Linked DNA regions of Homo sapiens: regions 1 and 2 are each linked to region 3. A link is an interaction called in ENCODE POLR2A ChIA-PET data of the cell type or tissue named here. Cell type or tissue: B cell. All regions are shown on one strand. Links, peaks and the distances in the headings refer to the core of each region. The heading gives the core; the rest is flanking DNA.

Evidence for each region. ChIA-PET counts read pairs that join two places held together with the same protein. Peaks named below come from ENCODE experiments on the same cell type or tissue, not always from the same donor. Only the 100,000 strongest peaks of a DNase experiment are listed, where the experiment ranks them.
Region 1: POLR2A ChIA-PET joins it to region 3 with 6 read pairs; 1 of 35 experiments calls an interaction of 5 or more read pairs at or near these places.
Region 2: POLR2A ChIA-PET joins it to region 3 with 8 read pairs; 1 of 35 experiments calls an interaction of 5 or more read pairs at or near these places.

Annotation. Positions count from the first base shown.
Region 1 is chr9:136,554,215-136,564,187 of GRCh38, forward strand. No RefSeq gene overlaps it. Among named protein-coding and RNA genes, the nearest start is that of NALT1, 11 kb to the left of the region's middle. RefSeq lists an enhancer at 9,400-9,973. In B cell, for the core only: no CTCF peak of the experiment used is centred there; a DNase peak (open chromatin) is centred at 4,431.
Region 2 is chr9:136,645,671-136,655,643 of GRCh38, forward strand. It overlaps LNCEGFL7OS (lncRNA EGFL7 opposite strand), which reads right to left. Exons shown (of 2, transcript NR_135132.1): 2 at 2,940-3,395. LOC102724193 (a long non-coding RNA gene) reads left to right here and starts at 1,014. Exons shown (of 4, transcript XR_930443.3): 1 at 1,014-1,874; 2 at 3,028-3,409; 3 at 7,726-7,848; 4 at 8,024-8,426. RefSeq lists a cis regulatory region at 1-1,362, enhancers at 1-690, 691-1,387, 9,432-9,973 and silencers at 330-379, 990-1,179. In B cell, for the core only: no CTCF peak of the experiment used is centred there; a DNase peak (open chromatin) is centred at 5,181; H3K27me3 peaks cover 500 bases.
Region 3 is chr9:137,449,904-137,456,940 of GRCh38, forward strand. NSMF (NMDA receptor synaptonuclear signaling and neuronal migration factor) reads right to left here. Exons shown (of 16, transcript NM_001130969.3): 4 at 6,508-6,583; 5 at 5,726-5,731; 6 at 5,336-5,404; 7 at 4,488-4,540; 8 at 3,828-3,917; 9 at 3,153-3,277; 10 at 2,833-2,916; 11 at 2,650-2,683; 12 at 2,462-2,532; 13 at 273-352; 14 at 20-122. MIR7114 (microRNA 7114) reads right to left here and starts at 183; the gene lies at 123-183. RefSeq lists enhancers at 1-565, 2,302-3,185, 3,186-4,067, 4,952-5,833 and silencers at 4,164-4,213, 4,274-4,323. In B cell, for the core only: no CTCF peak of the experiment used is centred there; DNase peaks (open chromatin) are centred at 3,098, 4,038, 4,464, 5,538 and 2 weaker places; H3K4me3 peaks cover 1,194 bases; H3K27ac peaks cover 607 bases.

The sequences.
Region 1 (9,973 bases), core at 2,407-6,406, 900 kb before region 3:
CACACCCCGACCCTGGCCACCCTGGCCCTGTGGACCAACCCTGGGGCCCAGGATTAATGACAGCCAGTGCTCGCTGGTGCCTCCAGCCTGGGCCAGGCCTGTGGGCTGGTCCCTTCAATGATGGGGCAAGCTCAGCCCCGTCCACACCCTTCTCCTCCTCCTCTGTGCTTCCCTCCACCCCCAGGAGTGGGCTCCAGGTCTGTCACTCGTCACTCATGGGGGGCTGTGGGTTGACTCGTATTCCCCCAAAAGACTCGCTGTATACCCCCAGAGCTTGTGAGCAGGACCTGTTTTGGAGATGGGTCTTTGCAGATGTCGTCGAGTTAAGACAAGGCCATGCTGGAGTGGGGCCTGCCCTAATCCAACGACTGGGGCCCTTGGCAGGAGAGGGAGGTTTGGGGAGAAGGCGCTGGGAAGACAGGCAGAGGCTGGAGACAGTGCAGCCCCAAGCTGGGAGCACAGGGGTTGCCGGCACCCAACAGAAGCTGGAGGAGGTGGGAAGGATCCTCCCTAGAGCCTTGGGAGGGGGCCCGGTCCTGTGACACCCAGATTTTGGATTTCTGGCCTTCGGAACTGAGAGAGCACACATTTCTGCGGTTTGAAGCCACCAAATTTTTGGTAATTTGTTCTGGCCAGGAAATTAATACCAGGGATAAAGGTGTTTTAATGCAGACAAAGACAGTTTTTGAATTAACCAAGCTTTGCGCAAGGCTGCCGGGATTGACTGGGGGAAGTGAGGGACTCAGCAGCTTCCCCGACGCTCGCCAGGCACCGGCCTCCATACACGCTTGCTGGCGGTGGCTACGGCAGGTCGCTCTTCAGGTGAAACCACATAATGAGCAGCCTTAAGCCTGTCGATTTACACAGCAGAGGCTGCCTGGCCTGGCGCTCTTCCTGGCTGGAGGACTCTGCCTTCCCCCTCTGCCTGCCTGTGGCCACTCCGGCTGCAGAGGAGACTGGCAGACGACGTTCTCATCCCTGGTCGGGGCAAAAGTTCTGCTCAAATATGACAACGGTGAAACTCGGAATAGCGACAGAGCCAACCCATGATTGAGGCAGGGCTGGAGGCTTTCTGGAAAACGCACGGAGAAACACGAGGGCCCAGCTGTGCCCTGGGCCGCCCCATGAGTCCAGCCTTCTTCGTCCTAGTCCCTTCTCCAAAGAAAGGACAAAACCACTGAAAGGGTTCGTCTGGGTCACAAACGTCCCAAATTGGCTTCCGCGTGGAAACTAAACAAGGGTAGGTCCCAGCCCCTGGGATTCAGGTGAAACCCGAGGCCTGTCTGAGGTCACAGCGTCTTCCCGAGGACGTCAGCCCTGTTGGCTGTGTCTGGGGCCAGGCTGAGGCATAGCGGGCCAGGAGGCCGAGCTTCCCAAAGGAGCTGCACTGTCTTTTCCTTAGAATATGAAATCAATGTCTGCCACCTTGAATCCTCATGGACAAGACTCCTTGGAAGCCAGCCTGTGTCAGGGCCAGCGTCCCCCAGGGCTGACACCTACACCCTCGCATTCTCAGCGTGACTCGGGACAGTGGCAGAACCCGCTGGGTTCTCTCTACGGGAGTGCTTTTTTTTTTTCTTTTCTTTTTTTTTTTTTTTTTTTTTTTTGAGTCGGAGTTTCACTCTTGTTGCCCAGGCTGGAGTACAATGGTGTGATCTCGGCTCACTGCAACCTCCACCTCCTGGGTTCAAGCAGTTCTCCTGTCTCAGCCTCCCGAGTAGCTGGGATTACAGGTGCACACCACCATGCCTGGCTAATTTTTGTATTTTTAGTAGAGATGAGGTTTCACGGTGTTGGCCAAGCTGGTCTCGAACTCCTGACCTCAAGTGATCCACCTGCCTTGGCCTCCCGAAGTGCTGGGATTTCTGGCGTGAGCCACCGCACCCAGCTCGGAGTGCGTTATGACTAGAGGCAAAGACAGCAGCATGATCTTCAGCTTGCAAATGAGACACAGAATGACAATGAATCTTCACCGAAGTTAACTTGAACCTGGATGGATGAGTGGCCGGGTCGCCAAAAAGCTCCTCGGACCCTGCCAGAGTGTGAGCTCTGCCAGGAGGGCCGGGGCTCCAGGATCCCAGGCTGGGCAGTCACTGGCTCCCCCAGGAAGGGCCACATTCCGGTGGGCAGACAGAGGGTTGGGGAGGGTGGTGGGCAGCCAGCCGCCTGGATCCCGGCCGGGGCACCGTCCCGCAGAGCTTGTCCCGCACAGACTCAGTTTCCTAACCCAGCAAGTGGGAGTCCACTGTGAGAAGTCCAGCCCTACGCAGATGCGTGCGAATCCCCTAAGAGCCATGCCTGAGCCCTTGGCGGAAGCAGTTGGCTCCTCGTGTCATGCAAAGGGCGGCATTTTCATTCCTAACAGGGAGGTGGCCCCGGAGCATCCAGTTCAAAGGAGCTAGGATGATCCAGGGTCCTCTCACGTGGGCCTTGGTGAGTGGCCACACCCTCTGAGACCCCCTTTCATCCCCATAGAAAGGTCCTAGCAGGGCTGTGCCAGGGGGATCCGCGGGTGGCAGGGTGGCCCCATCTGCAGTGGGCCCAGGAGGATAGCAACAGGACTTAGCAGTGGTGGGATTGTATTTCTGGGCCCTTCTTCCCCCACAGCCCACAGCCTCCTGACGGGACCCCTCCCCCCAGAACCTGAAGGACGGACCTCAGGTGTGGAGCTCCCTCACCAGACAGAGGGGAGGAGCCCAGGTCCATCTCCTCAAAGGGACCCACCAGCCCCTCACGCGGCTGCACACAAGGCAGTCCCAGCCAGGCCCCAGGTTGAGGCAGACTCAGCCTATGTCCTCAAGAGGCTCCCTGGAGAAGGCAGGACCCAGAAGCTTCTCTCTCGGCTGACATGGCCTTTGCGGGCAGCCTTCCCACCCACATCCCCAGCATGAGCCCCAGCTCCTTGGAGCCCAGAGTCCAAGAAATGGCCTTTCTGCCACTGACCCCTCCCGTGGAATGGCTCCTCCCGAGCAGGGAACCTCTGCTGGGACCCGTCAGCTGCAAGAAGGCCCGTCCCCGAGAGAGCCCTGCAGGGCAAGGGGAGAGGGACCCCGGGGTAGGGGTGGAGAGCAGCTGAGGGGACAGACACAGAGAAGACCAGGCAGGGGCATAGCCTGCTGATGGGGGATGCCATCCTCTCGGTCACAGCTGAGCCAGGGCAGCCTCTAAGCTTCCTAAGTGGGGAAACCAAGGCAGAGAACCCCAGGACTGGGGCCACCGCTGTGGTCAGCCGGTTGGGGGTGGCCTGGGCCTCTCCAGTCTCCACTCTTCCATCCAGCTTCATGGGGAGCAACATTTTTTTCACCTCAAGGCCAAATTAGGAAGAACAAACATGTTTTATTTATCAGTGTCACTTTTTTTTTTTTTTGTTTTAGAGACAGGGGTCTCACTATGTTGCCCAGGTTGGACTTGAATTCCTGGGCTCAAACAATCCTCCTGCCTCAGCCTCCCAAGTTACTAGGACTACAGGTGCACCACTTAGTTACATTTTTTTTATACACGTGAAAACAGCTTTTTTGCTGGGCGCAGTGGCTCACGCCTGTAATCCTAGCCCTTGGGGAGGCCGAGGCAGGTGGATCACCTGAGGTCAGGAGTTCGAGACCAGCCTGGCCAACATGGTGAAACCCCGTCTCTACTAAAAATACAAAAATTAGCTGGGTGTGATGATGGGAGCCTGTAGTCCCATCTACTCAGGAGGCTGAGGCAGGAGAGTGGCATGAACCAGGGAGGCGGAGGTGGCAGTGAGCCGAGATCGCGCCATTGCACTCCAGCCTGGGTGACAGAGTGAAACTCCATCTCAAAAAAAAAAAAAAAAAAGAAAAGAAAAAGAAAGTAGTTTTTTTTCCCCCTATGCTAAAAATTCAAACAAAGCAAACAAGCAAATTTTTAGAGAAGAAAATTCCATTGGCCACAATCTGTAGCAGGGAGAGCTGTTTTTTTTGTTTTGTTTTTGTTTTTTTTTTGAGGCAGAGTCTTGCTCTGTCACCCAGACTGGAATGCAGTGGTGCAATCTCGGCTCACTGTAACCTCTGCCTCCCGGGTTCACGCCATTCTCCTGCTTCAGTCTCCAAAGTAGCTGGGACTACAGGTGCCCGCCACCACGCCCAGCTAATTTTTTGTATTTTTAGTAGAGACGGGATTTCACCGTATTAGCCAGGATGGTCTCAATCTCCTGACCTCATGATCCACCTGCCTTGGCCTCCCAAAGTGCTGGGATTACGGGCGTGAGTCACTGCACCCAGCCTGAGGGCTGTGTTTTAAATGAAACATGCACCTCTTTGCTCCTTGATATGGTTTGGCTCTGTGTACCCCCACCCCCAATCAAGTTGTAATCCCCACATGAAGGAGGGACCTGGTGGAAGGTGATTTAATCATGGAATGGACTTTCCCCTTCGCTGTCTCCCTCTCCTGCTCTGGCCGTGTGAAGACAGAACCCACTTCCCCTTTGCCTTTCGCCATGATTTCCTGAGGCCTCCTCAGCCATCCCTCCTGCACAGCCTGTGGGACTGTGAGCTGATTAAACCTCTTTTCTTCATAAATTACCTAATTCTCAGGTAGTTCTTTATAGCCGTGTGAGAAGAGACTAACACAGAAAATGGTACTGGGAGAGAGGCACTGCTCTAAAGATGCCTGAGAATGTGGAAGCAGCATGGGAACTGGGTCGTGGACAGAGGCTGGGACAGTTCGAAGGGCTCAGAAGAAGACAGGAAGGTGAGGGAAAGTTTGGAACTTCCTAGAGATTTGTTGAATGGTTGTAACCAAAATGCTGATAGCGATACGGACAGTGAAGTCCAGGCTGAGGTGATCTCAGATGGAGATGAGGAACTTATTGGGAAAGGGAGGAAAGGTCACTCTTGCTATGCTCCAGCAAGGAGACAGGCAGCACTGTGCCCCTGCTCTAGGGATCTGTGGAACTTTGAACTTGAGAGAGATGATTTAGGGTATCTGATGGAAGAAATGTCTAGGCAGCAAAGCATTCGAGATGTGGTCTGGCTGCTTCTAAAAGCTTATGTTTATTTGCATAAAGAAGGAAACGACCCAAAATCGGAACTTATGTTTAAAAGTGAAGCAGAACATAAAAGTTTGAAAATTTTGCAGCCTGACTATGCAATTGAAAAGTAAAACCCATTTTCTAGGGAGGAATTCAAGCCTGCAGAAATTTGCATAAGCAAAAAAGAGCCAAATGTTAATCACCAAGACAATGGGGAAAATGTCTCCAGGGCATTTCAGAGACCTTCACAGCAGCCCCTCCCATCACAGGCCTGGAGGCCTGGGAGGGAAAAATGGTTTCATGGGTCAGGCCCAGGGCCCTGCTGCTTTGTGCAGCCTTGGGACATGGCACCCTGCATCCCAGCCACTCTAGCTCCAGCCATGGCTGAAAGGTATACCTCAGACCATTGCTTCAGAGGGTGCAAGCCCCAAGCCTTGGCAGTTTCCATGTGCTGTTGGGCTCACAGATGTGCAGAAAGCAAGCGTTACGGTTTTGGAGCCTCCACCTAGGTTTCAGAGGATGTATGGAAATGCCTGGATGTCCAGACAGAAGTCTGCTGCAGGGGGTGAGCCCTCATGGAGAACCTCTACTAGAACAGTTCGGAGGGAAAATATGGGGTTGGAGCCCCCACACAGAGTCCCCGCTGGGGCACTGCCTAGTGGAGCAGTGAGGAGAGGGCCACTGTCCTCCAGACCCCAGAATGGTAGATCCACTGACAGCTTGCACTGTGTGCCTGGAAAAGCCACAGGTACTCAATGCCAGCTTGTGAAAGCAGCCACAGGGGGCTGTATCCTGCAGAGCCAGAGGGGTGGAGCTGCCCAAGGCCTTGGGATCCCACCCCTTGAGTCAGTGTGGCCTGGATGTGAGACATGGAGTCAAAGGATATTGTTTTGGAGCTTTAAGATTTAATGACTGCTTCAGATCACTTGAAGTCAGGAGTTTGAGATCAGCCTGGCCAATGTGGTGAAACCCCATTTCTACTAAAAATACAAAAATTAGCTGGGCGTGGTGGCAGGTGCCTGTAATCCCAGCTACTCGGGAGGCTGAGGCAAGAGAATTGCTTGAACCCAGGAGGCGGAGGTTGCAGTGAGCCGAGGTCGTGCCATTGCACTCCAGCCTGGGGGACAAGAGCAAGACTTCATCTCAAAAAAAAAACAAAAAACCGTTTAATGACTACCCTACTGGGTTCAGGACATGCATGGGGCCTGTAGGCCCTTTGTTTTGGCCAATTTCTCCCTTTTGAAATGGGAGCATTTACCCAGTGCCTGTACCCACATTGTATCTTGGAAGTAAGTAACTTGTTTTTGATTTTACAGGCTCATAGGCAGAAGGGACTTGTCTTGTCTCAGATGAGACTTTGGACTTTTGAGTTAATGCTGAAATGGGTTAAGATTTGGGGGTCTGTTGAGAAGGCATGATTGTGTTTTGAAATGTGAGAAGGACATGAGATTTGGGAGGGGCCAGGGCTGGAATGATATGGTTTGGTTCTATGTCCCCACCCAAATTTCATGTCAAATTGTAATCCCCACATGTTGAAGGCGTGGCCTGGTGGGCCATGATTGAAGCACGGGATGGACTTCCCCCTTCGCACTCTCTCCTGCTCTGGCCATATGAAAATGGTGCCTGCTTCCTCTTTGCCTTCCACCATGATTGTAAGTTTCCTGAGGCCTCCTCAGCCATGCCTCCTGAACAGCCTGCAGAACTGTGTCAATTAAACTTCTTTTTTCATAAATTACCTAGTCTCAGGTAGTTTTTATTTTTTGAGACAGAGTCTTGCTCTGTCGTCCAGGCTGGAGTGTAGCAGCTTGATCTCGGCTCACTGCAAACTCCACCTCCCAAGTTCAAGCGATTCTCCCGCCTCAGCCTCCTGAGTAGCTGGGATTATAGGTGCTTGCCACCATGCCCAGCTAATTTTTGTATTTTTAGTAGAGACAGGGTTTCACCATGTTGGTCGGGCTGGTCTCGAGCTCCTGACCTCGTGATCTGCCTGCCTTGGCCTCCCAAAGTGCTGGGATTACAGGCTTGAGCTGCTGCGCCCGCCCTTAGGTAGCTCTTTATAGCAGTGTGAGAATGGCCTAATACACTCCTTTACTTTTTAGAGCCCCTAGGAGCAGAGTTAGGGGTAGAAGTGTGTCCTGGGGTCCAGCTCGATCCCTTTCCTCAGCTCACAGGACCCTCTGATGGAGCCTTCCACAAGCCCCACAACCCAGACTGCTGGGCTCGTCATTATGGTTGGAAACCACAGTCATTTTCTTAAAACTTCACTCGGTGCCCATTGCCCCACCAGACTGGGACCTGCAGAGGACAAGGGTTGGGTGGGTGCAGCATGCCAGGGTCAGCATAGACTTAGTGCGGGGATGGGTGGTGAGTCAAGCCGGGGCCCTCCGAGGCAGCACTGGGTCAGCTTTCAGAGCATCGGTCCTGGGACTTTCTCTGTGGCGTCCTCCCGGTGGCCATGCCCTCCAGCCACGGGAACTCTCCCTTGTAGCCCAGGGTACTTGGCATCTCAGGAAGGCCCTGCGTTCCAGGTGGGCCAGGAACCCCTGCACAACTCAGCTGATGGAACCAAGTGGACAGGAGACTAACCCAAGATGCTCTGTGCTCCAAAAGTCACTGAGTCTCTTGAGAACAGCCTTTGACCCAGTGGTGGGGAGGCCCCGTGGCCTGGTCGTGGCCGTGGTCAGATCACCGTGGCCGGGGTGAGTGAGGACGTGTGCTGGACGGTAGCCTTGTTTTCTCTGGACAGTGCTGGAGCTCATCTGGGACTCCACCACCACCCAGTGCTTGCCCGCGACCAGTGGCTCCTGTGAGGAGGGGACCCCGTGGCCCGTGGCTCCCGTGCTCCTGCGTGGACCGCATGCCCTCAGTTCTGGCTTCTCCTGGCCGCCTCGAGTCCCACAGCCGAGAGGGAAGACTCCCGAGAGAGCTCCACCCAGAGGCGCTACTGAGGGCCCACGCTGGCCGCGTGCGACCAAACCCTCCTGAATTGTTCACCTTAGAGCCAGTGTGTGTAGCTCATCTTAATCATTGAGTTTGCATTTGTTTTAGAGTGAAAATATGATTTGCCCCAGGTGAGGCCCAGCTCCGGAATGAATGTGCTGTGCTTTATGCCCAGGACTTGGGCTCTCCCTGGGGTCCAACGGTTGCCCCTGTTGCATCCTCCTCACCCCAGCTTTCCCCCCAAGGCAGGAAGGGACACTGAGGCGGCAGGTCTGGGATGGGCATTAGGACTCGCTTCCTGCCCTGCAGGGCTCCAGAATCACTGGGGAAGCCCGAGGAGAGCTCAGGAGTTGAAATTCAGCCCGTGGAACCGGGATCCTTGATCCTCATATCCACCTGGTCTCTGCCTGAAGCTGGGTGACCTCAGGCAGGTGACACTTCCGCTCTGCACCTTGGGTGCCCTTCTGTGGAATGGACTCACTTTTGGCACCTGTGAGGGGATGAGGTGGGCTCAGTGGGCACTTGGTGCTTGGCCCTGGGCCTGGCTTGTGGTCAGCACTTTCAGTGGACAGCTGTGGTTTGGGGACCCACTGTTCCCCTAACCATCTGCCCACGTGTTTGGACTTCTGGGCCCAGGCTGCCTGGAACAGGGGGGCCTAGGACCTGTGCAGACCCTATCTTCCAGGGGAGTTGCCGACCTGGGGGACATGAGCCATCTTTGCCACACCGTGGGAAGGGATTACCAGGGAGGGAGCCCACATCAGGGTCAGGGAGCCCAAAGAGGGACAGACACAAAGTCCAGGCAGCATTGCCGGAGCCCTGGATCCAGCCACGCCAGGAGCTGCTGTGATTCTGCAAGCGTTCACTGCTTACAAGGCAACTGAACAGTCATCTTCCCCTTTTGACCTCCAGCGACCACCCCTCAAGATCACTGGGAAACTGAGGCCTGAGAGGGAAGGACAGCATTGAAGGTTGTCCAGGAGGTTAGAGCAGACGGGAGGAGAGCCCCGGCCTCCAGGTCTCCTTCCCACGGGAGCCCGCTGGCTGGGTGTGTGGGCCGCCTGCCTGAGCCGCTGCTGTGGGAACCACCCGCTTCCTGAGCTCCCCTGAGCCCCCGCCCGCTGCCAAGCCAGCCTGGGAAAGCCCCTGTGGCGGTGAGCTCGGGGCTCAGAGCAGACCCTTGACCCAAAGCCTGTCACAGCAGACGCCGCATCCTCCCCTTTCCTCCCAGCCCGCGTGGCTAGGCTGGGGTCTGCCCTGCTAGCGGCCTCTGGCCTGGAGCCTTCTCCTGCCTAGGCCCAGCAGTGGGCCCCCCACCAGCATGGACCCTTCTGTAGTCCCTGCGCCCACCTCCTCAGTCCAGAGCCAGCTGGGGCAGGCTGGCCGCACAGCACATTGAGGAGAGGCTGTTGGCTCTATCGGGAAATGGCGACCCGATGTCCTCCCACATGCTGAGCTGCACCCACCCTGCCAGCAGGTGCTTCGGGAGACTCAGAGGTTCCTGGTGGGGTCAGAGGCACCTAGGACCCCAGGGCCAGGCCCTCGTTTCTGTTTACTCCTGGAAGAAGAGAGTTCTTGTCCTCCCTGGCAGGAGCTGGGCTTCAACAAGTCCCCTGAGGGCCCCTGGACCCTGGCAGTCCCTGCGCTGAGCCAGGAGCCGCTGCGGACCAACCAGACCAGGGTCTGACACCTGCCGGGCTGAGTCTGGTTTCTGTTTCTCAGGTCACAGAGGGGTTTGGTGGCTGGCGTGGGGGCCATGGAGCTGGGTTCTCAGGCGACTCTGCTGCGTCCACACTGTTCCCTCAGTCAGCTCCATGTTCTCACCTGTACAGTGGGGCTATGGTGAGACACGCAGCGGGTGGCTGATCAGGTGCGCTCAGCATGAGGCCAGCAGGCAAGACCCCTGCCCAGAAAGCTGTGGGGCCACCTGCCCACCCGACAGGGCCTGGACCATGCCCTCCATGCGAGAGCGAACTGCCCAAAGCAGCTGCCCCGGGACAAATCTCCCCCTCCCTGGCCCCGTCATACCCCAGGCCCTGGGAT
Region 2 (9,973 bases), core at 3,235-7,234, 800 kb before region 3:
CAGGGGCTCTGGTGCCTTCCCACAGCAGGTGTCATCAGGGCAGGAACACAGTCCCCACCGCCTACCCATGGGTTTCACGTGCTGGGGGCAGTCATCACCCCAACCTCAAGAAGCCAAGAGGACTGGATGTGGCCCCAGCACCCCACCAGCAGCCATGTCCTCCCAGGGAGGGAGCATGACTTACGCCTGGGGCAGAATAGGCTGCAGGGCCTGCTGGGAAGCCGTTCCCGGACCCCAGCTCAGTCCTCCGGCAGATTCACTCAGAGGAAGGTAGCACTGGTGACCTGGCCGGTGCTAGGCCCCCAAGCCCGCCCGCCAGCGTTCTTCAAGTCTGCACGTCCGAGGGCGGGAGGGAGCATGGACCCTGTCAGCCCCACCCTGACTGGGGTGGCCCCATATCCACCAGAGGGCAGCTGGGCCCAGTCCGGGCCATCCCCTTCGGGAGCCAGCACAGCAGGAGGGCCCCTTGTCAGCCAGAGCCTGGGTGGACGGCAGAGCCCCCGGGGCCGCCTCTGGACTGAGTTTGTGCCTCACCTAGCTGGGGCCTGACCTCGAGAGGTCACTGTTGCCCTGGGCCTCAGTTTCCCCATCCAACAGGTGGGGAGAGCGTTAGCACCCACATCACGGCGGCCCCACAGATCAGTGCAGCGTGAAGTACTCAGCTAACCCTCCAGACCCCGGAGGCTGGGCCTCCCACCCCGCTGCCCCTGACCCATCCTGCACATCTGCCCCCACCTGGCTCCGCTCGCTCCCCTTGCTCCCCTCAGCCTCCCGTCCCGCTGGGTGGGGGCCTCCAGCGCCTCCGCCTCCGCCTCCGGGCTTCCAGGCAGGAAGGCGGCGGAGAGGAGCGTTTCCGCGCAGGCTGCTGTGCTGGGAGTGCAGCCTGTGATAAGGACACACATGGCCGGCTGCACGTCCGCCTTTTGTCCCTGGCTCCCGCCAGCCCTTCCTGCTCCGGCCTGCAGGGTGGGGACTATGGGCCCGGCTGCAGCCCTCCCCCGACCCCCACCTCCACTCTGCCCCTGGCTCCACAGCCCCTGGGGTCCTGGCTGCCCTGGGGGAGTTTGAGGCCCCCAGTAGCAGCTACGGCTGGGGCCCCGGACAAACTGGGGGTGTAGGAGCTCTAGGAAATCAACCCCAGGGAGGCTGCTACGGCTAAACAGAAGCATCAGCCCCAACCCAGCAGGGCCAGATGTTCTGCTCTCCCTCCCCCAGTTTCGGCTGCCGGGAGGGTCCCCACCGAGAGTCCCCCCCGACTCCTGCACAGGCCTAGCCACAGGCTCCCTCCCGGGCTGGACCGACCACTCTCCTGCTTGAGGTCCCAGAGAGGCGCTGGCCTGGCCCGGCCCATGTGCCCCACAAACACCCCTGGCTGCTCCTCCGGCATCTGTCTTAAAGTGCCAGCCCAGCGTGAGCCCCGCATCAGCTACCGAGAGGTATCCATCCTTACCCCCGACTGCCCATGGTGCCTACGCGGCAACCTCACAACCGGTCTGCTGAGCTGGGTGGAGGAGAGGTTCCACCCACCCCAGAAGGAGTCCACTCCCATCCCCTAAACTCCAGGAGCTGCCCTTGGCTGAGGAAGGACTGCAGAGGGCACGGGGCAGGCTGAGCCCAGGGTGGCAGGGGCTGCATGGTGCCCGGGATGCCTGGCAGGAGAGAGACCCGCAGCCCAGAAGGCTTCCTCTCCAGGACTGGGGGCCCCTCAGTGCTCACACTTCCCACTAACTGCCAGCATCCCCTACAACATGGCCCACGTCTCAAGGGATTGGAAGGAGCCCCCGCAGAGGCCATCGGCACGGACTAGAATGCAACCCAGTGGGGCATCCACCGATGTGGTCAAACGCTCAGCCAAGATGGTGGGAAGCGTTCAGGTCTGAGGCATTTCTTCTTTTTCTTGAATAACACCTTTATGGCTGGCCACGGTGGCTCATGCCTGTCATCCCAGCACTGTGGGAGGCCGAGGCGGGCAGATCACCTGAGGTCAGGAGTTTGAGACCAGCCTGGCCAACATGGTGAAATGCTGTCTCTACTACAAATACAAAAATTAGCTGGGTGTGGTGGCGGGCGCCTGTAATCCCAGCTACTAGGGAGACTGAGGCAGGAGAATTGCTTGAGCCCAGGAGGCAGAGGTTGCAGTGAGCTGAGATCGTGCCACTGCATTCCAGCCTGGGAGACAGAGTGAGACTCCACCTTGAAAATAAAATAAAAATAACAGCTTTATTAAGAAATCATTTATATACCATACAATTCACCCATTTAAAATGTACAATTCAGTCCGGGCTCGGTGGCTCATGCCTGTAATCCCAGCACTTTGGGAGGCTGAGGCGGGTGGATCACCAGGTCAGGAGTTTGAGACCAGCCTGGCCAATATGGTGAAACCCTGTCTCTACTAAAAATACAAAAATTAGTCGGGCGTGGTGTTGGGCACCTGTAATTCCAGCTACTCGGGAGGCTGAGGCAGGAGAATCACTTGAACCTGGGAAGCAGAGGTTGCAGTGAGTTGAGATCGCGCCACTGCACTCCAGGCTGGGCGACAGAGGGAGATTCTGTCTCAAATAAATAAAATAAAATAAAATAAATAATAATAATAAGCGGGCGCAGTGGCTCACGCCTGTAATCCCAGCACTTTGGGAGGCCGAGGCAGACGAATCACCTGAGGTTGGGAGTTCAAGGCCATCCTGACCAACATACAGAAACCCCATCTCTACTAAAAATACAAAATTGAATGGGCGTGGTGGTGCATGCCTGTAATCCCAGCTGCTCGGGAGGCTGAGGCAGGAGAATCACTTGAACCCGGGAGGTAGAGATTGTGGTGAGCTGAGATTGCACCATTTCACTCCAGCCTGGGCGAAAAGAGTGAAACTCCGTCTCGAAAAAAAACAGAAAGAAAGAAAAAAAAGAAAATAGTAATAATAATAATAAAACGTACAATTCAGTGGGTTTGAGTAATAATTACATCATTAATTCTTTAAAATTATCAAATTATACATAACATAATTTGCCATTTTTTCCATTTTTTTCCAGACAGAAGTAACTTCTAAAACATTGCTAGGGAAACGCTCTGACATCTTCCGTAGAGGTGAAAAAGCACAGGTCTGACTCAGGTAGCTGCGAGTTCAAGTTCAGCCGCAGGCTCTTCCCCAAGGTGCTGGTCTTCGCAGGAACCCCTTGCAGGCAGCTGCAAAGAGCAGCACGGCGCGCACACACAGGGTCCGGCTGGCGTCTGGCCAGAGCAAGGGAACAGTAAGTGTGTCCTGGAGGCGCTCGCCATGCACTCACACGCCATCTGTGGATTCGGAAGTGACCTCCCCCTCGGTTGATGAGGGTTCTCTGCGTCTGGAGAACACAGGACGTCCACAGGAAAGTTCTCCCTCCTGCACTCCCGGCTGGCTCTGAAAATTATGAAGTAAGTTGAATGCTCTGAGGGCTTAATTCCATCTGCCCAACTTTTACATAAAACAAGGAAGTTGAGCCCAGTTTAGGGGAAGAATGTACAGAGCACCAGGAGGCAGGGTCTCCTCTGAAGTCTTTTTTTGGACCGAATCTCACTCTGGCCCAGGCTGGAGTGGAATGGCATGATCTCGGCTCACTGCAGCCTCCACCTTCCGAGCTGAAGCAATTCTTGTGCCTCAGCCTCCTGAGGAGCTGGAATGACAGGCATGCGCTACCATGCCCGGCTAATTTTTATATTTCTAGTAGAGATGGGGTTTCACCATGTTGGCCAGGGTGGTCTCGAACTCCTGACCTCAGGTGATCCACCCACCTCAGCCTCCCAAAGTGCTGGGATTACAGGCGTGAGCCACTGCGCCCGGCCTCTCCTCTGAAGTCTTATTGCCTACGTTTTTTTTTTTTTTTTAACAATTAGGCATTGTATTTTATATTCTTTTCTTTCCCTAGTGCACTGACTACTTATTTTATTTATTTTTTTGTTATTGTTGTTGTTTTTTAAGACAGAGTCCCACTCTGTTTCCCAGGCTGGAGTGCAGTGGGGCAATCTCGGCTCACTGCAACCTCTGCCTCCCAGGTTCAAGTAATTCTCCTGCCTCAGCCTCACAAGCAGCTGGGATTACAGGTGCCTGCCACCAAGCCCGGCTAATTTTTGTATTTTTAGTAGAGACGGGGTTTTGCCATGTTGGTCAGGCTGGTCTTGAACTCCTGACCTCAAGGGATCTGCCCACCTTGGCCTCCCAAAGTGCTGGGATTACAGGCGTGAGCCACCACGCCCTGCCTGTTTGTTTTTTAATTGACAAACGTGGTACATATTTATGGTACATGGCACGTTATGGTCTATGTGGACATTCGGGAACAGCTACGTCGAGCCAGTTCATACCTACATCACCTCCCGTGCTTACCTTTGTGGTGATGAGAAAGACTCTCTCGGAAATTTTCAAGAGCACAGTGCCTTTATTCACTCAAGTCGCTGGGTGTCCCATAGATCTTGGCACCGACTCCTCAACTGAAACTTTGTGTCCCATAGATCTTGCACTGACTCCTCAACTGAAACTTTGTGTCCCATAGATATTGCACCCACTCCTCAACTGAAACTTTGTGGCCTTCCGCCAACATCTGGCCACCCCGCCCCGCCCACCCCTGGGAGCAACTGCCCCACTTTCTGCTTCTAAGCTCCACTATTTCACACTCCACATATGAGTGAGAGCATGTGGGATTTGTCTTTCTGTGCCTGGCCTATTTTACTTAAGATTGTGACCTTAGGCCAGGCGCAGTGGCTCACGCCTTTAATCCCAGCACTTTGGGAGGCCGAGGCAGGAGGATCACCTAAGGTCAGGAGTTTGAGACCGGCCTAGCCAACATGGTGAAACCCCATCTGTACTTAAAAAAGTACTAAAAAATTAGCCGGGTGTGGTGGCGGGCCCCTGTAGTCCCAGCTGCTCAGGAGGCTGAGGCAGGAGAATTGCTTGAACCGGGAGGCAGAGGCTGCAGTGAGCCGAGATTGTACCACTGCACTCCAGCCTGGGCGACAGAGTGAGACTCTGGCTCAAAAAAAAAAGATTGTGACCTCCAAGTTCACACATGTGATCACAAGTGACAGGTCTCCTTGCTGAAGGGTGAACAGTGCCCCGCTGTGTGTATCCGCCACACTTATTCATCCATGCATGCACTAACTTTGTTTCTTGGCTATTATGAACAGCGTGCGACGCCCGTGGCCTGCAGCTATCTCTTAGACACATCGATTTCATTTCCGTTAGGTCTATACCCAGAAGAGGGATTGCTGGGTTACATGCAATGTTTAATGTTTTGAGGAACCTCCACACTGCTGTGCCACTTTAGCCATTTTTAGGTGTCCCTCAGGGGAATTCTATTCACAATAGGGTGCGATCACCACCACTATCTATGTCCAAAACTTGTTCATGCTCCCAGAGTGAAACTCCACGCACCTCAGGTGTGTGTCCCCGTTCTCTCCTCCTGCGGTCCTTGGTAACCACTAAGCTGCTTCCTGTCTCTATGGCCCTGCCCGCTGTGGACATCTCTTGTCAATGGAATCACTCAGGGCTCGTCCATGCCGCAGCTCCTGCCAGGGTGTCATTCCATTTTTTTTTTTTTTTTTTTTTTTTGAGATGGAGTCTTGCTCTGTCGCCCAGGCTGGAGCACAGTGGCGTGATCTCGGCTCACTGCAACCTCCACCTCCCGGGTTCAAGCAATTCTCATGCCTCAGCCTCCCAGGTAGCTGGGATTACAGGTGCGAGCCACCATGCCCAGCTAATTTTTGTATTTTTAGTAAAGACAGGGTTTCACCATGTAGGTCAGGCTGGTCTTGAACTGCTGACCTCAGGAGATCCGCCCGCCTCGGCCTCCCAAAGTGCTGGGATTACAGGTGTGAGCCACCGCGCCTGGCCTAGTGTTAATTTTTTTTTTTTGAGACGGAGTCTCGCTCTGTCGCCCAGGCTGGAGTGTAGTGGCGCAATCTCAGCTCACTGCAACCTCTGCCTCCGGAGTTCAAGCGATTCTCCTGGCTCAGCCTGCTGAGTAGCTGGGACTAAAAGCGCGCACCACCACACCCGGCTAATTTTTGTATTTTTAGTAAAGACGGGGTTTCACCATGTTGGCCAGGCTGGTCTCAAACTTCTGACCTAAACTGATCCTCCTGCCTCAGCCTCCCAAAGTGCTGGGATTACAGACGTGAGCCACCACCCCGGGCCTCATTCCTTTTTTTTTTTTTTTAATTTTTTTTTCCCCTTTTTAAATATTTGAGACAGGGTTTTGCCAAGTTGCACAGGCTAGTTTTGAACTCCTGAGCTCAAACAATCCACCATTCTTGGCCTCCCAGAGTGCTGGGATTACAGATGTGAGCCACCGCCCCTGGCCAGAGCTTCATTCCTCTTTACGGCTCAGCAGTGTCTCACTGTACGGATGGGCCTTGGCTTGTCAATGCACTCATCCGTGGATGCGCATCCGGGTCTATCCACCTCTCGGCTCCTGTGAGCACAACGCTGTGTGTACATTGCGCGTCTGTTTGAATCCCTGCTCTAGGGGAATGTACCTAGCGTGGAGTTTTGGAGACTGTGGTAATCCTATGTTGAGTCTTGTGAGAAGTGGAGGGACCCTTTCTTTGTTTGTTATTATTTTTAAATTTTTTTCCAAACTCTCTTCTCTCTGAAATTAAAATGTGTTCATATAAACTGTGGCCCTGGAGTTGGGCGTGGTGGCGTGTGCCTGTTATCCCAGCTACTCGAGAGGCTGAGGCAGAGAATCACTTGAACCACAGAGGCGGAAGTTGCAGTGAGCTGAGATTGCGCCGCCGCACTCCAGCCTGGGTGACAGAGTGAGACCCTGTATCAAAAAATAAATAAATAGGCCGGGTGCGGTGGCTCACACCTGTAATCCCAGCACTTTGGGAGGCCGAGGCAGACAGATCACGAGGTCAGGAGATCAAGACCATCCTGGCTAACACAGTGAAACCCTGTCTCTACTAAAAATTTAAAAAATTAGCCAGGTGTGGTGGCGGGTGCCTGTAGTCCCAGCTACGTGGGAGGCTGAGGCAGGAGAATGGCGTGAACCCAGGAGGCAGAGCTTGCAGTGAGCTGAGATCGTGCCACTGCACTCCAGCCTGGGCGACAGAGCCAGACTCCATCTCTAAATGAATGAATGAATGAATGAATGAACCATGGCCCACTCAGACTGTGGACTCCTACGAAGCAGTACTGAGTCACAGACACACACAGCACTGACCAACCCTAACCCATCACGGCCACGCGCAGTGGCTCACACCTATAATCCCAGCACTTTGGGAGGCCAAGGCAAGCGGATCACCTGAGGTCAGGAGATCGAGACTGTCCTGACCAACATGGTGAAACCCCATCTCTACTAAAATTAGCCGGGCATGGTGGTGTACACCTGTAATCCCAGCTACTCAGAAGGCTGAGGCAGGAGAATCGCTTGAACCAGGGAAGCGGAGGTTGCAATGAGCTAGGATTGTGCCACTGCACTCCAGCCTGGGCTACAGAGTAAGACTCTGTCTCAAAAAAAAAAGAAAAGCCATCGTGCTGGGCACAGGGCACTGGCCACTTGGCTTCCACAACACAAATCTCCCAGGAGCAGCAGAGAGCACGTCGGGGCTGCCAGGGGTCAGGCAGAGTGTGAGGGGCTTCGGAGGGGTGGGAAACATCCTATCCATCCTTGGCGGTGACGATTACACGGGGGTGCTCATTTGCCCAAATGCATTAAACTGTCCACGTAAAGAGGGTGCCTCTCGGACGATTTTAGGGCAGAGACGTCCGTGCCTGATACTGTCCTGGCAGCCACGTGCCCTCATACACTTGCCCAGACCCTGAATGTGCTACACGGAGTGACCCCAATTACACCGTGGGCCCCGGGTGACTGCGACATGTGAGTGCAGGTTCACCCACGTCACAGACGAACCGCTCCGGTGCAGGGGGAGCTGCGCACGTCGGGGCGGGGGCTGTGGCGTGGGACCTCTGTACCTTCTCTCAATTTGGCTGTAAGCCTACAACTGCCCTAAAATAAAGTCTCTTTATTTATTTTTTTATTTATTTTTACGCAGCTCTCTTTTCCTTAAAATAAAGGCTCTAAAATTGTGTGATTCCACCTCCCTGAGGCTAAGCGAAAGAGCCGCGTCTGCCCCTGTCCTTCCCGGGGGCTGGCAGGGAGTGGGTGCCCGGCGGTGACTCAGCCCTGCAGCCTCCCAGCCCTTCCCCGTATGCGGGCAGGTGATGCGGACGCCTCCGACCCTCGTGGGGTTTGTGGAGAGCGTTGATCAGCGCTGCCGTCAGAACAGGACCTGTGCGAGGCCTCGCAGATGCCGGGAGCCGGGCGGTGCTCTCGGTGCTTCTCATCAAATCCACTGGCTCTTCGAGAGGAAGCACATGTCACAGCCCAGCTCAAACAAGAAGCAAGAAAATCACTCTTCATTTTGGAATTGTAAAATAAAGTAGAAATTATCCTCAGGCTAGAGTGACCTTCCCGTCCTGCCCCAGCCACCCCCCACCTCCCAGCACCTGCCGGTAACAGCCCTGCACACAGCCCCGAGACCCTCCGCCAAACCCAGCCCACCACCCCCGGGAGGGCTGTGGAAGAGGCTAGAGAGCGCATCCCCTCTGGCTCCTGGGGTGGAGGCCTGCTGTGGGTTGGCTGGAATCAGCCCCCCTCCCCCGTGTCCTGGGCCCCTGCAGCCCTGCGAGGCGGACACCTAGCCACCCCTCATCCCAGGGAAGCCAGGGCCAGGGAAGGGCCCAGGAGGGGAGGGTTCGCCCTTCCTGCTGGATGTCGTTCCTTTAAAAATCCCTGCCGCTGGCCGGGCGTGGTGGCTCACGCCTGGAATCCCAGCACTTTGGGAGGCCGAGGCGGGCGGATCACGAGGTCAGGAGATCGAGACCATCCTGGCTAACACAGTGAAACCCCGTCTCTACTAAAAATACAAAAAATTAGCCGGGTGTGGTGGGGGGTGCCTGTAGTCCCAGCTACTCGGGAGGCTGAGGCAGGAGAATGGCGTGAACCCGGGGGGCGGAGCTTGCAGTGAGCCAAGATCGCACCACCGCGCTCCAGCCTGGGAGACAGAGAGAGACTCCGTCACAAAAAAAAAAAAAAAAAAAAAAATCCCTGCTGCTGGAGTGGTTGGGGGAGCCGGCTGGGGGTGCAGACTGTGGTGCCACTGTGGCCGCCGCCATCATTGTCACCATCATCAGCATCACCATCATCAGCTGCCATCCCTGAACCCTCAGGCTTTGCTGGTGGCTGGGAGGGAGGCCGAGGCTGGCATGGCCTGCTGCCCTGACCTGCTTCCTGAACGCTCCGGCCACCCAGGCCTGCGTGGAGTAGGGTCCACGGGCAGACAGATGGGCAGGCCCCTTAGGCAGAGCAGCCCTCCCCATCCCGGCAGTGTGGGGGTCTGCCGGGCAGCCTGAGAGAGGAGTTTCCAGTCATTGCCCAGGCAGGGGTGGCTCAGGAAGCTGCAGTCCCCCCCAAGAGGCCTGATGGTGCTGGGCGGGTTTGCAGCATCCCGGCTGAGAGTCCAGTTGGTGTCACCTGGGCCAGGATGGTGGCCAGTGGCAGCAGCAAGGATATAGGCATGGGGGTGTCCTGCCTGATGCAGAGTCATGGCCAGGGCCTGGGGAGGGACCTGCCCCGTGTCCCCTCCCTGCCTGGGGAAGGGCCCGGACCACCTTCACACAGTCACCCTAGGGCACTAGTGGGGAGTGAAGGAGCCGCCCCCCAGAGCAGGACAGGGAGCTGGTGTGGAGACATGCAGGACAGGGCGCTAGGATGCAGGGGTGCAGGGTGCTGGTGTGGAGAGATGCAGGACAGGGTGCTGGGGTGGAGACTGCAAGGTGCTAAGGTGGGGACGCACACCTGGCAGGGCTGGAGGGAGCACGGGCTGGTGGCAGCCTTGCCTCTCAGGCTGCTCCGGGCCAGGGTGACTTGGGAAAGCCAGGCTCGAGAGGTGAGGCGTTGCCTGGGGTCACACGGCTGGCAGGAATGGCCAGGGCTGGCTGCA
Region 3 (7,037 bases), core at 2,635-6,634:
GGCTTGGGGGTCACTGTACCTTCTCTCCATTGGGGTTCCCCAGAATGTAGCAGCCCATGATGTGGATGACGTTCGGCTCTGGGTTCACTTTGCTCATCAGGCGGCTCAGCCGCTTCCAGAAGCTGGTGGAGAGGGGTGGGTCACCCAGTGGCAGGGGACAGGCACCCCACTCCACAGAGCGGACCGTGGAGGAGGGGCTGTGGGGGAGGGACATGCCAGGGCCTGGACTCTGCCTCCAGCCCTCCCCGCGCCCAGGGCACCCGGCTTCTCACTGAATCATGTCCTCTTCCTTCTCCACTTTGGCAAAGGTGGCCACCTTGTTCTTGAGGAGATAGAGGTGTCCAGGACCTCCCTGTAAGAAGCTGTGGTCAGGCATCTGCTCCTCCTTCCTCCCCCTCTCCGACACACATGCACCCACGCACATGCGTGGGAGGTAGTTTTGGTCTTCATCCCCCGGCCACGCTTCTTCCCCTTGATCTCCCCCACCACACGTCTTTCCCTTGATCTCCCCCACCACACGCCTCTTCCCTTTGATCTCCCCCCCACGCCTCTTCCCCTTGATCTCCCCCACCACATGCCTCTTCCCTTTGATCTCCCCCACCACACGCCTCTTCCCTTTGATCTCCCCCACCACACACCTCTTCCCTTTGATCTCCCCCACCACACGCCTCTTCCCCTTGATCTCCCCCACCACACGCCTCTTCCCTTTGATCTCCCCCACCACACGCCTCTTCCCTTTGATCTCCCCCACCACACGCCTCTTCCCTTTGATTTCCCCCACCACACGCCTCTTCCCCTTGATCTTCCCCCGCCTCTTCCTCTTGATCTCCCCCCCTCGCCTCTTCCTCTTAATTCCCCCCAATGCCTCTTCCCCTTGATCTCCCCCACCACACGCTCTTCTCCTTGATCTCCCCCCAATGCCTCTTCCCCTTGACCTGCCCGCCACGCCTCTTCCTTTTGATCTCCCCCCCACACCTCTTCCCCTTGATCTCCCCCCCACGCCTCTTCCCCTTGATCTCCCCCTCCACACGCCTCTTCCCCTTGATCTTCCCCTGCCCCTCGTCTCTTCCCCTTGATCTCCCCTGCCACGTCTCTTCCCCTTGATCTCCCCCACCACGTCTCTTCCCCTTGATCTCCCCTCCACGTCTCTTCCCCTTGATCTCCCCCTCCACACGCCTCTTCCCCTTGATCTTCCCCTGCCACACGTCTCTTCCCCTTGATCTCCCGCGCCACACGCCTCTTCCCCTTGTTCTGCCCTCCACGCCTCTTCCCCTTGGTCTTCCCCACCACACGCCTCTTCCCCTTGGTCTCCCCCGCCACGTCTCTTCCCCTTGGTCTTCCTTGGCCACACGCCTCTTCCCCTTGATCTCCCCACCATGCCTCTTCCCCTTGATCTCCCCCTCCACACGCCTCTTCCCCTTGATCTTCCCCTGCCCCTCGTCTCTTCCCCTTGATCTCCCCCGCCACGTCTCTTCCCCTTGATCTCCCCCGCCACGTCTCTTCCCCTTGATCTCCCGCGCCACACGCCTCTTCCCCTTGTTCTGCCCTCCACGCCTCTTCCCCTTGGTCTTCCCCACCACACGCCTCTTCCCCTTGGTCTCCCCCGCCACGTCTCTTCCCCTTGGTCTTCCTTGGCCACACGCCTCTTCCCCTTGATCTCCCCACCATGCCTCTTCCCCTTGATCTCCCCCTCCACACGCCTCTTCCCCTTGATCTTCCCCTGCCCCTCGTCTCTTCCCCTTGATCTCCCCCGCCACGTCTCTTCCCCTTGATCTCCCCCGCCACGTCTCTTCCCCTTGATCTCCCCCGCCACACGCCTCTTCCCCTTGGTCTTCCCCCGCCACGTCTCTTCTCCTTGATCTACCCCCCAAACACCTCTTCCCCTTGGTCTCCCCCAGCCACACGCCCCTTCCCCTTCATTTCCCCCCCGCCACACGCCTCTTCTCCTTGATCTTTCCCCCTCAATGTCTACACCTCTTCTCCTTGGTCTTCCCCAACCCCAGCCTCTTCCCCTTGGTCTCCCCCAGCCACACCTCTTCCCCTTGGTCTCCCCCAGCCACACGCCTCTTCCCCTTCGTTTCCCCCCGCCACACGCCTCTTCTCCTTGATCTTTCCCCCTCAACATCTACGCCTCTTCTCCTTGGTCTTCCCCAACCCCAGCCTCTTCCCCTTGGTCTCCCCCAGCCACACCTCTTCCCCTTGGTCTCCCCCTCAAACACCTCTTCCCCTTGGTCTTCCCACCCCAGCCTCTTCCCCTTGGTCTCCCCCAGCCACACCTCTTCCCCTTGGTCTCCACCCCCACGCCTCTTCCCCTTGGTCTCCCCCACAAACACCTCTTCCCCTTGGTCTCCCCACCCCAACCTCTTCCCCTTGGTCTCCCCCAACTTGACTTCTTCCCCTTGGTCTTCCCCTGCCCCACCACGATTCTTCTCCTGGTCAGGAGACGAGCACTGAGCCCCACCTGGCAGAAAATCAGCATTTTCCAGATCTTGGCTCCCTTGTGGTAGACGTTCAGCTTCCTCTCTATCTCCTCTGTGGGAGAGCGGGTGTGAGTGCTGCGGCCCCCACCCCAGCCCCAGGGGCACCCCCACCTGTGTCTGCCCCTCCCAGGCCTGGAACCAGCAGAGAGAAGGCCAATGAGGCACATACCAAGGATGTCCTCGAAGGTTGCGTGCTCATGGTCCTGGGGACAGACACAGGCCACAAGGCCACATCAAGGCTGCGTCAGAGCCAGCAGCGCCACAGCACCCTGGGGACCTGGGGTGCCGGCGCTGGCCCAGGGTGGGGCCGCAAGAGGGCATCTGTTGGGGGCAGGCCCGGGGCGGGACTCACGTAGAGGATGGGGATGATGGAGGGGTCATCCCGGCGGATGATAGTGGGGATGTACTCAGCCTTGGGCACCTTGGAGGAAATGAGCTGCGGAGACAAAGAGCTGCTCAGGGGCCCCAGGCCCATCCAAAAGCCAAGGGGCTGTGGGAGCCCCCATGAGGCTACCTTCTGGCTGCCAGGCAGCCCAAGGGTATAGCCCTGTGAGACACCCTCCCCCAGGCAGCTGGAGAAGGCTGCGTGGTCCCAGGCAGAGCTGGCTGGACTCGGGTTGGGGCGGAGTCCTGCTCGGGGTGTAGAGGAGCACTGCCCGGGCTGGGCCTCACCATGACCTTTGGTGGCACGAAGCCTTCGGTGTCGCAGGCCACAGCCTCCAGGCCCTTCTCAGTGTCCCAGTCCAGGTCCTCGAAGGCCTCGTCCAGCGTGCAGTGGGAGCTCTGCAGGTCACTGCCTGGGAAGCAAGAGGGTCACCAGGACAGCAGGCCCGGCAGCACCTCCTATCCTGGCCATGGCCCCAAGGCCCACAGGGCCCGAAAGCCCCATCCCGGAGGGTCCTCCAAGCAAGTGGGAGGACCATACAGAGGTCGCCGCCAGCCCGGCAGGACAGGCCTGTGGACACCACTGGGCAGCGGCCTGATGTGGGAAGGGAGACCCTGGTGCGAGGCCGGTGGAAGGCGCGTGCAGGCATCAGCTCCAGCCAAGTCCGCCGGGCGCCTGGGAGGGAGTGGGGGCGGGCACCGCAGCCCCCTGCCCCTGAGGGCCTCTTGCGAGTGGCGGTGGGCACGGCCCTACAGGCGCCCCCGGCCAGCACTGCCGCGGCCGTTGTTAGCCCCGCCTTTGCGATCGGAGATGCTGAGGGCGTCCCCATCTCACAAACAGGTAAACCAAGATTCAGGAGTGCAAAAGCGCAGCCCAGCGGCCCTGGCAGGGGACCCCCAGCAGGGGTCTGGGGTCTAGGGGAGGCTCTGGGGAAGGTGGGCGGGCCTGTGCGGGGCACCTACTGTCTCGGGAGTCGTGGGAAGTGTCGGCTTTCATGGGGGTGGGGTCGCTCCAGGACCGGCTGAAGCTCCGCTCGCGCCGCTCAGCGAACGCTGCAGAGAGCAAAACCCGCATTAGCGAGCGGGTGGGGCGGGGCCTCGGGAGTCTCAGACCCCAGGCGAGGGGACCACAGGGGCCCTGGGCAGAGGAGGAAGCTAATGTGGGTGGGGTCTAAGGCACATGAAGCAGACACGGACCAGAGGCTCGGTTGGTTCAGGGGCAGGATCTGAGAACACTGGGGCAGGGCCAGAGGCGGAGTCTGGGAAGGGAGGAGCCTGGGCCGGGCTGGGGGCGTGGCTGGGAGGGGAGGAGCCTGGGCCGGGCTGGGGGCGTGGCTGGGAGGGGAGGAGCCTGGGCCGGGCTGGGGGCGTGGCTGGGAGGGGAGGAGCCTGGGCCGGGCTGGGGGCGTGGCTGGGAGGGGAGGAGCCTGGGCCGGGCTGGGGGCGTGGCTGGGAGGGGAGGAGCCTGGGCCGGGCTGGGGAAGTGGCTGGAAGGGGAGGAGCCTGAGGCAGGGCCCGATTGGGGTTGGGGCGGGGGTCGTTCTTATCGCAGCTAGCAGCAAGCAAAGCCCCAACCAGCCAAGCGCAACGCCGCCCCCCCACCCCCGCCGCACGGGGTCTTACTCTGGGCCTTCACCCTCCGGCTGCCGACCATGCGCAGGTGTTTGCGGAAGTTCCTGGGGGAGGAAGCCAGGGGCTGAAGAGGGCCGTGAGAGGGTGACGGCAGCCCCTGCCCACCTAGCCCCCGTCGGGTCATGGCTCTACTCTCACCCCTTCGGTGTGGGAAGCCAGTGCTCTCCCTGGCTCCTGGCACCACCTCCCACCCAAAGGCAAATCCCACCCAGTGCTCTTCCCGCGACAGCCTTCCAGGGCTCCCCTTCAACTCCAGAACAAAGGTGCAGTGCCTGGCGCTCTGGATCAAGTCTCCTCCCGAGCTGCATTCCCAGGCTCTGACCTTCCGTCCTCGCCCGGGACTTACGCCCTGAGCCTCCACGCCCATGTGGCAGAGGATCCAGCCTGCCTGCGCTGCAGCAGAGCGGGGCTCCTGTCTGCACCACCCCATGGCGGGCTGGGGGCCTGCAGGAGCCCCCTCTCCTGCTCTGTGTCCTTGAGCCACCTCAGGGGCAGGTCCTCTCCTCCACCAAACTTTGGACCCTGCCAAGGCCCAACATCCAAAACGGGCAAAAAAGCTTCCCAGACACATCTGTGTGATTGGAGTGGGGGAGGGGGGCCTTGCTGCTGGCCCCAGCCCAGACAGAGACACGTGCCCTCGGAGTGCAGGACTGAGGGTGAGATGCTTTCCTGCAGCCCGGGCCACATGGCCTCTCCTGCCTGCCACGTCCCCAGAGCAGGGCCAGGCCAGTGGTCGCCACCACCCTTCCCCCATCAGGTCTGCCAGGGCCGAGGGGGCCCAGGCCAGGCCAGCACAGACCAGAGATGGACCCTGGTGGCGAGTGGCTGGCAGGCCCTACCTCTGGATTACAGACGCGGAATCATTCTCCCGTTTCCGGCGCTTCCTCTCCGCGTAGCCCCTGAACACCCTGGGAAACCACCGCGAGTCAGCACTGCCCTTGGCCGGAGGCAGGAGGGACACAGACGTCGGGACAGTGGTGCGAGCAGAGGGCCCAGCAGGGCGTCTGGGGCACGGGGCCCGGCAGAGGAGTCCCAGCCTGCCTCACCTGTCGAGGCCCAGCTCCCAGCAGGCCCTGCTGCGACCTCGGTGCCCGCTGGGAGCCAGGCCCGCAGAGAGCGGCACTCCCTCAAGACCCAGGTCCCTGGCCTGCCCAAACCTATTTGGGGTGGGAGGGTCTCCCCAGGGACAACAGCTGTGCCCTTAGGCACCAAGTCATACAGGTACTTACGAGATGCTGAAGCCAGGGCCAGAAGGGATGGCGTGAGAGAGAAGACACAGTGAGCTCAACCCCGGGCCTCCCCTCAGCCCCCACCCGGTCCCTACAGTTCCCTTCTTGTCACTGACCCAATAGGTCCCTCACAGGTAACCCAGCCACCAGCAGGATGCTGGCTACACTGCTGGCCAGCCCTGAATGGGCAACGGAAGCTGATGTCACTGCAGCCCATGCCACAAGGACTGGTTGCTGAGACCAGGCAGCCTGAGGCTGGGTGTGGGGTGGACTCCCCCGGGCAGGACACTTCTTTGGTGTGGGGACCAATGCAGCAAAGGGAACTTCCCTGGAAGGAATCCCAGAACAGAAAAGCCAAATGTATGTCAAGACAGAGAGGAGCAGGTCCCTGCGGGGACCCTGAAACTGTGATGACCTATGGCACGTATGAAACAGAAGTAGGCTTCTATTTGGGGTTTGAGGGAGGGCAGACACAGGCTGAGGAGAGTGGATAGGAGCAGGAGAACCTGCCACACCCCACACCCCACTGAGAGCTCATCAGCTGCAGCCCTGGGCCAGGTCCCCTGACTGTGTGTGTGTGGGGGGGGGGGCTGGGCACCAGCCATGGGAGGGGAAGAGCAGTCAGCCCTGGCCTCCCTGGCAGGCCTGGCACAGCATAGGCACGTGGGTCTGTTCAGAAGCAGCCCCCCTGGTAGGCCCAGAGACTGGGAAAAAGTGCTGTTTCCTGAGCAGCAGAAAGAGACCACCCAACCCTGACCCCAAGTCGTGGGCACAAGACTCACGCTTGCATAGTTGTGGTTGCTGTCTGGAAGCTGAAAAGATTTTCCTTGGGGAACCAGGTACGAATAGGGATGTCGTCTAAGAGAGACAAAAAGGAGCGGTGGCTGGGTGAAGTAGGGGTTCCTGAAGCCTCTCCCTCCCTGTTGGGAAGCAGATGCTTCTGGGTCCAGGGGTCAGCAGAAGCTGGCAGCCAGGGCGGGTGGGGGGAGGGTGGCATCCCCACACGGGCACAGAGGGCAGTGCTCGAATGTCTGCTGCTCACTCACCAAGACCACGCTCTTGGTAACTTGACGCTTTGATTTTTTTGGCTTAACTTTCCCTTTGGCCACCCAAAGTTTGAGAAACATTCCTTTGAAAGCACAGTCTGTCTCCAGGAGGCCCAGGAAAACAATGCGTCTGTTTCCCTTGGGCAGAAGAGGCTCTGAGGCCTTCTCTGCAGCCCCCATGCTCTAGCTGGAGGCCCTCACCGAGGCTAGAGACCACCTTGCTGAGGGCTGTCCCCTTCCGAGGGCCCCCACAGCCTTTCCCTGAT